Linked DNA regions of Homo sapiens: region 2 is linked to region 1. The links are chromatin contacts, found by Hi-C or POLR2A ChIA-PET in ENCODE. All regions are on one chromosome and are shown on one strand. Each heading gives the region's core, a stretch centred on a gene start or an enhancer-like site at or near the end of the contact. The rest is flanking DNA. Distances are from core to core; before and after follow the strand shown. Region 1 overlaps PDIA5 (protein disulfide isomerase family A member 5). Region 2 overlaps PDIA5 (protein disulfide isomerase family A member 5).

Evidence for each region. Hi-C counts contacts between places; a loop is a spot of excess contacts on that map. ChIA-PET counts read pairs that join two places held with the same protein, here RNA polymerase II (POLR2A).
Region 2: a loop to region 1 is called in a map of cardiac septum, with 1.9 times the contacts of the local background. The contact joins two enhancer-like sites. A Hi-C loop is called at or near these places in 3 of 168 maps with a recorded cell type or tissue (adrenal gland, cardiac septum and endothelial cell of hepatic sinusoid). POLR2A ChIA-PET finds 5 or more read pairs at or near these places in 1 of 52 experiments (OCI-LY7).

Annotation. Positions count from the first base shown.
Region 1 is chr3:123,151,048-123,155,265 of GRCh38, reverse strand. It overlaps PDIA5 (protein disulfide isomerase family A member 5), which reads right to left. Exons shown (of 17, transcript NM_006810.4): 15 at 225-295. Among named protein-coding and RNA genes, the nearest start is that of MIR7110, 8.6 kb to the left of the region's middle. RefSeq lists an enhancer at 638-1,138. Within about 2 kb of position 2,430, at least 5 of the 41 ENCODE cell types and tissues checked have a DNase peak (open chromatin) inside an H3K27ac peak, as active enhancers do.
Region 2 is chr3:123,087,642-123,091,859 of GRCh38, reverse strand. It overlaps PDIA5 (protein disulfide isomerase family A member 5), which reads right to left. Exons shown (of 17, transcript NM_006810.4): 2 at 2,566-2,692. Among named protein-coding and RNA genes, the nearest start is that of PDIA5, 23 kb to the right of the region's middle. Within about 2 kb of position 2,184, at least 16 of the 41 ENCODE cell types and tissues checked have a DNase peak (open chromatin) inside an H3K27ac peak, as active enhancers do.

The sequences.
Region 1 (4,218 bases), core at 1,181-3,680:
AAGTAAGTGCTGGAATGGTTCAGCATATCCCTTTTAGTTGATTTTGCAGCATAAATCCAGCCTGCCCTATCTTCCTTCTAAAGAGAATGTCCTGGTTCCCAAGGAATTTCCTGCTTACAGGTCTTAGCAGACCTGCCCCTGTTTGGGGAAGGACCTGAATGACAAGAAGGAAGGTGTAGGAATTAGCTGCAGGCAGATCAAGAGATGAAGAGCGCTGTCCTTACCTTTCGGTCATCTTTGAAGGCATCAGCAGTAGCAGTAAAGTGCGGAATGACCTTCTTACAGTGTGGGCACCCTGTGTGAGAGGGGAAGAGAGCACACAGGACTGTGATGCATGTGCAGGGAGGCTGCAGGGCCAGGGACCCTTCCTGAAAGCTCCAGAGAGGGCTCTCCAGGAGCTCCCCACTGCCCGCCACACTGTCAGGGTCCTTTTGTCAACCTTGCCACTCTAACCACCTCCCACCCATGTCTGATCTATTGGTAGGGGGGACTGGTAGGAGTCCCTGTCACAAGCATCATATGCTCCTGCCCAGGCTGGGGGGCGATGGTCACTGTAGTCTAGTTCTGCTCCTTCCACAGAGGACGAGGAACAGCCTGATCTTGGGGGCAGAGGGAGCTTTGGGCTTAAAGAGGAAGGCACGGGATTCTCAGAGCCGCTACAATCTTCTCTTGCTCCAGGGACAATAGCAAATCTCTCCATTTCCTGACTGAGAGGAAGTGGCGTTGGGAAATGCAGGGTGGGGGGATTTTGGGGCAACTACTCTGCACCCACTGCTCATGATTTGCTGCTAACTTCTGCATTCCTAGCAACCTCCACCCAGCCCAGACTGTGAGCAGCCAAATCAGGCCCTGGTCCCCAGGTCTCCATCTACTCTTTGCTCTACAATAACCAGAACCTCAAAGCCAGGAACAGGAAGGCCATGGTCAGGGTAAGAGGGAGAGGAGCTACGGGAAGTCACCAGGCAGTCCTCAGGTCCCTTGATGCTCCCTGTCCCAGGGAGAAGGCTTGTCAGAGCAGCCTAAGGCCTTTGAGCTATACTGGGGCCCCTACCTCCAGCATCTGTCTCTTGTTCTGGGCATCACCCTGAGCCCCAACTCTGACCTCAGTGTCTCAGAAGCAGGGTAGGGACCTCTGTGGGGGCCACTTTCTCCTCCTGTCCTGGTGAGCCCAGGAGCTGCAGGCTGATCCAGCCCTTCCCTCAGCACTAACAGATCAGAACCCAAACCCCCCTCCTCTCTCAGCCCTTTCCCAGTCACTGGTGAACAGAACTGTCCAGGGCACAGAAGGGCTCTGAGGGGAGGGTTTCCCTGAGCAAGGGGAGGCTCCAGCCCACACCTCTACGTCAGCCAGCCTCCCTCAGCCTCGGGAAGGCAGAGATGCCACGGTGGGAACAGAAACGGCTTTGCTCATCTACTTTCTCCTTTTTAAAATAAGATAATAATGACTGGCATTTCAAAGGGTTTTGTGAAACCAAATTAAGGCTAAGCTACAAGTTTAATCTGAATTTAGTCCTTGAGCCAGTCTTGAGATGAGCAGGACCACCCACATGGCCTGGCTGGCAGAGTGGCCAGCTGGCCCAGAGCATTGTGGGGGGTGATGGGGGGTGGGGGTGTAGAGGGCTTTGCCAAGTCTCATGCAGAAGGAGCAGAAGAGACCTGGGCCAGTGATGGGTTATATCAGAAATGAGACAAGCACAGCTTAGCAATGTGCCTAGCACAGCCTAGCTCATGGCAGAGACTGGATGATTTTTTAATAGCCTAAAATGGAAATTACAAGTAACACTTCACTAATTTGACATAACAGAAAGAAAAATAGCTCAAATTCATGAAAATGTCACACTATAAAGGGATGATGTTATAAAATTTTCAAAACACTTAAAGAGCGCAATCTACTGGTTAACAAGGTATGTCACAGACAGCTCCTGCAGGCAGCTGCAGGCCCCTTGTGTGTGGCCTATGCCCATAATAGCATTAGGCTGGCGAAAATAACCACCCCCCTTCCTCAAAACCTGGTTTCACTATTAATTTTTCCTTTTTAACCTCTTTGTTCATTGAAAGTCTAAAGGTAACTGTCAGCCTAGTGTAAATTCCTGTTACCATCAATTTAAAATATCTAGGCCTCAGATTAATGGCTTTCTGTTGCATCTAATTTTCTCATTATCCGAAAGAAAGAGTGGGGCCAATGAGTAATGGGAGGGAGGGCTGTTTCAGAAAGTGCATGAAGATGCTTCCAAGAGGTGTCAGGAGGGCCAGATGTGGATGATTTTTTTTATTTAATGTAGGCTTAAAAAAAAAAAAAAGGCACTGCCTCTGTGTAGCAGAAAACCAAAGACGCCTCCCAGAGTGGGGAAAGAGGAACAAAGACTGAGGACAGGCTGGACAATTGCAGTTCTAGAGACTCCGCCAAGCTGGCCTGAGAAGGGCAGTCACCATGACCAGACCATTCAGCGTAAAAGGAACAATGAAACAGCAGGAGGAAGAGCTGTGCAGAAGCTGGGGAGACAGGATGCAGGGGCAGACATGGTGGGAGAAGGGATGTGGGAGGTGGAGAGATGTGAGGGGAGGTAAGATGTTGGGGTGAGGCAGCTAGAAGGGGAGCAGGAACGTGTGGGTATGCTGCTTTTCCTTTAGACCTCTATCAGGCATTTGACTTTACTATTTGACATTTCTGTAGTGTTTAGATCCTTCATATATAAAAAGTATATAGTATATGCCATATTTATATATAAAAATAGGTATTATTATTTTCATTATTAAAAAGTCAAAAGATGTATCTTTTTTGTCCTTGGAAAGTCTTCCCCCTGTAACCCACTGATAAAGATGTATGTCCCTGGGGCAAGGTTTAGGGACAGAAAAACGCAGTAACAGAAATGAAGAAACTCTAAGGACCAAGCCCTCTGCCAGAGGTTGAGTCACTCAGTGACCCTGCCCTGGATGGATTGTGTTTAGAATTTTGTCAGGGTAGACAGTGAGCCCCTCAAGGCCTGGCAGGGACATGTCTCCCTCCCTTGTACCCTGGGCCCTAGACACTGCACAGCACAGAGCTGATATTTGATGGGTAGGTGGAAGACAGGTGGGAAGGCAGGCGGGAAGGCAGGCAGGCTGGAAGGCAGAAAGGAAGGCAGGCAGGAAGGAAGGCAGGAAGGAAGGAAGGAAGGAAGGAAGGCAGGAAGGCAGGAAGGAAGGCAGGAAGAAAGGCAGGCAGGAAGGAAGGCAGGCAGGAAGGAAGGCAGGCAGGAAGGAAGGCAGGAAGGAAGGAAGGAAGGAAGGCAGGAAGGCAGGAAGGAAGGCAGGAAGGAAGGCAGGCAGGAAGGAAGGCAGGCAGGAAGGAAGGCAGGAAGGAAGGAAGGCAGGAAGGAAGGCAGGCAGGAAGGAAGGCAGGCAGGAAGGCGGGCAGGAAGGAAGGAGGGCAGGAAGGAAGGCAGGCAGGCAGGAAGGCAGGCAGGCAGGCAGGCAGGAAGGCAGGCAGGCAGGAAGGCAGGCCAGGCAGGCAGGCAGGCAGGCAGGCAGGCAGGCAGGCAGGCAGGCAGGAAGGAAGGAGTTGTAGATCTTTGGCAGCCCAAAAGGGTAAGAGTCTCTCCCAGATTCCCTGGGGATTCAAGCACCTGTCGGTCCCAGCAGCCAGGGTCAGGGTGGCGGGGGGCTTATGTCTGCTATGAAGGCCCCTCAGTCAGGGAGGAGCTGAAGAGAGGCAGAGGAAGCACTGGGCTCTGGTCCAGAGGTCTGGGGGAAAGTATTTCGTCTGGTCAAGGGCTTCCACTCCTGCAGCCAGGTTCTCACTTGCTGCTGAAAACACTCTCACTCTCTGGACTGTGCCTGTGACATAGAGAGAGCCATCCAGGCTGCGGGAGGGGCCTGCCACTAACTTGCCCCATGGCCTTGGGCAAGGCTCAGTCCTCCACCCCCTAATGCCAGAGGGAAGATGTCAGCTCCCGAAAATTTTCAGGCTTCTGGGCACACTCTACAGACCGAAGAGGACAGCCGGAAGCTCTGTAAGGGACTGGGAGAGGACAAGTCCCACTCTGAGAAGGAAAGGCAGAAAGAGATGGGCAGGGAGGCTGCCTCAAGGAGGGGCTGAGGCTGTGGCGGCCCCTCTCAGACCCTGAGAACACACAGACTCCACGGATTACTGACACTTGAAAGGTGGGGACGGGGGAGCCAACAGGAGGGCCAGCTACAACTGAGCAGGTTTATGGCTAGATGGAGCTGCCTGGCTTC
Region 2 (4,218 bases), core at 935-3,434, 63 kb after region 1:
ACACGCTCATCTAGGAGCTCAGTACAACCTGATGATAAAATGAGGTCTATAAGTGACACTAGGCTCTGATGGGCCAATGCCAAAGACACCTAAGCCACATTTAACAGCCCACTTCCCCAGAAGCCACGGGGCAAGAGCTGGTCCTGGTAGCACCTCCAGGGGTCAATTGCAGGAATGTGGACCATGCCTTGGGACAGGATGGAGTGATCACAAGAAAGGAAGACTTTCTCATTGGTGCAGATGTCAATCCTGATGGGTCAGGGCAAGGCACCCGGATACTACTGTGGGAGGGCAGGGTCTTAGGGACAGAGCCTCTGTGGCCAGGATTTCAGCACTGCCAGCCTGCAATGATCCACTGCAAAGTGGCTGTGGCCAGTGTTTGATTCCTGTGGCCAGCAGGCTCCTGAGTCACGTTCTCCTAGGCGACACCTGTGAGCTCACTTGAAAGGCCTGCCAGACAAAGACTTGTGGGGAGAGCGATCTGCTGCTTTCTCCCGCCAAAAACCATATGATACATCCCCAAGCCAAGCAGAAATGATGTCTGAATTATGTGCCTCCGCAGATCGCCTTTTCTAGTGTGGATAATGGTAGCTGTTTGTGAATACAGAGCATGCTGAGCCTTTCACAGAAGCAAACAAAAGTATCGCTCAAGAGACATGCATGGAGTCACTCGGAGAAGGCACTCCCAGGAAACCACAGCCAGGGTGACAGGAGGAGGGCGAGCCACTGATGTGGGGAAAGCCATTGTTCTACTGCTGGGACTGGGTTCTGGGAAGCAGGGGAGGGGGAGAAATAAACTACAGCAAGATAAAGTACCCCCTGCCCTAACCTGCATTTTAGCCATGGAAAGGGAGGCACTGCTTGGAAGGATGGGAGGGAGCAAAGAAAATCCAGTTTCTGCACTGTTCAAAAGCCCCACTGAAGGTCACATGTCTCTCGTGCAGCAGGCCTAGGCAAGGAGGCAGGAAGTTAAAATAATTGCCCAGGCCCCATCAGGCAATGAAAGCAGGAGGTAGGCTGACAAGTGGGAAGCACCAGGGGCTCTACTCTCAATGGCTCAAGACAGGGTCGGGTGAGGGAAAGAGAGCTTAGGTGCTACCTCCTGCCCTGCAAGCGCCTGACAACAGGGCCCCACCTTTCCACTCTCTAACTTCCCATAATGATTTTCCGGCCTCAGCCCCAACCTGATCTCAAAGCCCTTCTGTCATTGCAGAATCAATACTCTCTTCCCATCCTCCATCAGAGAAAATGAGAGACAGCGGGGCATAGGGGACCAGCTCCCACCTGCTGCTGGAAGATCTCAAACAAGTCCGCTACTCCCAGCTTCCATTTCCTCATTTGTATACTGGATGTCCTCTGACAACCTGCACTGCCTCCCTCACAGCAAAGGAGCCAATGAGACTGTATTATGATGAGCTTATATGATGGGATCTACCCTAGGGAAGGAATGGAGCGTGTCTATCACTGACAGTCCTCCTAGTTCCAACTCCGGGAGTATCCAAGGCAGCAAGCCACACGTTTTCAGGGCCCTATGCCCCAGGCCTCAAGAGGACACTGCTTCCCCTTTCCCTTGATTTCGCCCCTATTCCTGACAGCAGAGGAATGCTAGTCACATGCTGGGCTCCCAACAATGCACTCGGGGCATGTGTGCCAGAAGGGGAAGCAGCAGCCGCAAGTGGCAATGAACACATCCCACGTGCCAGGGATGCCTGGAGGATGCAGGCACGTCTGGAGCCTCTATCATCCCCCAGGTGCCAGTGAGTGCTGAGGCCGAGCTGCCGGGGAAAACTTTGCCCGGAACTGGCCAGCCACTGGCTGCTGCTTCTCCAGGGCCACAGAAAACTTGGCATCCTTAGAAGCAGCAAAAAACACTTAACTCTGCTGGAACAACTTCAACAGAGTCAGCGTTCACCCTCCCCCAAAGTCACTGCCAAGAGCCAAGCAAACCTCTCTCCATCTGCTATGTCCTTGCCAGCCTCAAGGTCAGAAGAGAGGCAGGCCGCTGCTCCTGCCCCCAAGAAATGCTGTGACCCAAGCTTAGAGCCCACTCCAAATTCAGTCTTGCATCTGACCCCAGAGCAGGACAGATGGACTGGGCAGGGCCAGGGCTGCCAGCTGGGGTGAGTACTTCCAAGCCTGGGACCCATTCAGCTGGCAACAGGCCGGCCTGGCCAGTTAATCAACAGCTCTGGTGAAGCATGCCCTGGCAGGGCTCGGCCCCATGCCTGTGCAGGAAGCCAGGACATCCATGCCCAGTGTCCGCCACTGTGATCCTCTGTCCTACTTCACACACGCCCTCTCCCTCTTGAGGAGTGAGGGGCTCCAGAGGACTTTCCCAACAAACAGTCATAAAAAAGAAATGGAACCACCCCCTCGGATCAGAAAGTGGCAGAGCCAATGCCTCTGTGTGCCTCTGCCTCTGTCTTCTGAGGAAAGGTGACAAACCCCATGTCCCTTGGACCCTCCCTAAGTGGTTTTCATCCTAACGTCTCCTGCCTCCCACTCCTTCCCCTGAATCCCATCCTACCCCGATGGTTGACCTCAAGGCCAGGAAGGGACACTCACCAGATTTGGAGTAAAGCACCAGTACATTATTCCGGGTTCTGAGCAGTTTTTTCAAGTCCTTGGGGTCAGAGATTCTCTCAATGAGCGAGGAGACCTTTGCAGAGGACAGCCATGATGGCAGGACCACCTGGGGATCAAGGAGCCAACGACTGTGAGTTCCAGCTTCTGGCTGGGCCCCAGAAGAATCGGTGCCCATGGATGTGCTGCCTAGAGCTGCTTTACTTCCAGAGGATGAGGGCAAACCAACACATCTCATGCACCACACCTACTTCTTCACCTCTAGGGACACTCCCCAGCCCACTCCCAGTCTCCCTTCCCCTCCAGGCACTTTTATAAGGCTGTATGGACTGCAGATATATACAGTCAGCCCTCTATCTCGCAGGTTCCGCATCCACAGATTTGACCAACCATGGATGGAAAACATTTGAAAAACATAAAAAATAACGGGATAACAGTAAAAAATAATAGCAATAAAACCAATACAGTATAACAACTACTTACTTAGCATTTATATTGTATTTGGTATCATAAAAAATCTAGAGATGATTTAAAGTATACAGGAAGTCATGCATAGGTTAGATGCAAATACCATGCCATTTTATATAAAGGACTTGAGCATCCATGGGTTTTGGTATCCTGTGGAGGCGGGATGCTGGAACCAATCCCTCAAGGATACCAAGGGAGGTTTGTATAAACATTCTGCATTGTTACACATCAGTCGAGAGCCCCCTGGGAGGTCAATGTCTGTCCATATTCCTCATGTTACCACAATGCCATATGCTGGGGCAAAGTAAAAACTCCATCCCATCTAGAAGCACCAAAGCATAAAATACACAGAGAAATAAGATCATCCCTTAATGCTTAGGATGGGAATGGATGGGTGAGAGGTTTTTAGCTTTTCTTACTCAGCCAAGTGATCTCAGGAGGTCAGTCAACAAGAAATGAGCCAATTCTCCCCCAGAGAACCCTGGAAAACTTCGGGAACTGGAGGTATCAGGCACCTCTGCAGGCACAATGAAGGGTGGGCTAAAAGCAATGGGTGGGGGTTTATTAAAAGTGTGAATAAGGAGTAGACACAAAGCAGATCCCCTTGCCCAGATTGCACAGCTGGGCAACAGCCCCTTGCCCACCTGTCAGAAAGCAAGAGGGTTACTATATGGAGAGATTGAGTAAGAAAAGTTCCACTGGGAGATAACCCGGCAGAGGGTGGGAGGATGGCCCTCAGAAAAGACAGGGGGATTCAAAGAAAGTCTACAAACTGAACCTTGAGATCACTCATTCCTCCAAGCTCCCAGCCCCCAGCATCTCCCTTCCCTTCTCTGGAATGCCACCTGCCAGTCTTATTCCCCAGGCAACAGATTAGAGAATTTCCCTCTGGGGAAACTGAGGAGCATAAGAAAAACAACCTAAAGACAGTGATTTGGAGATCCTCAATTGAAACAGCTGGGTTCCTGCTCAAATCTCCACTGTGAGGCTCTCCCAGTAAACAAGCACTCTCCACTCCCTCCACACACTCACAGAGCTGCCAGTCAATGTGCTAGTGCCTTGCTCTTCAAAACAGACAGATAATCAAGGTTCACCGGTTACAAAAGACAGAGACCAGAACAAACCAATGGAAAGATGAAATGTAGAAGAAAAAGAAAATTAAAAGAA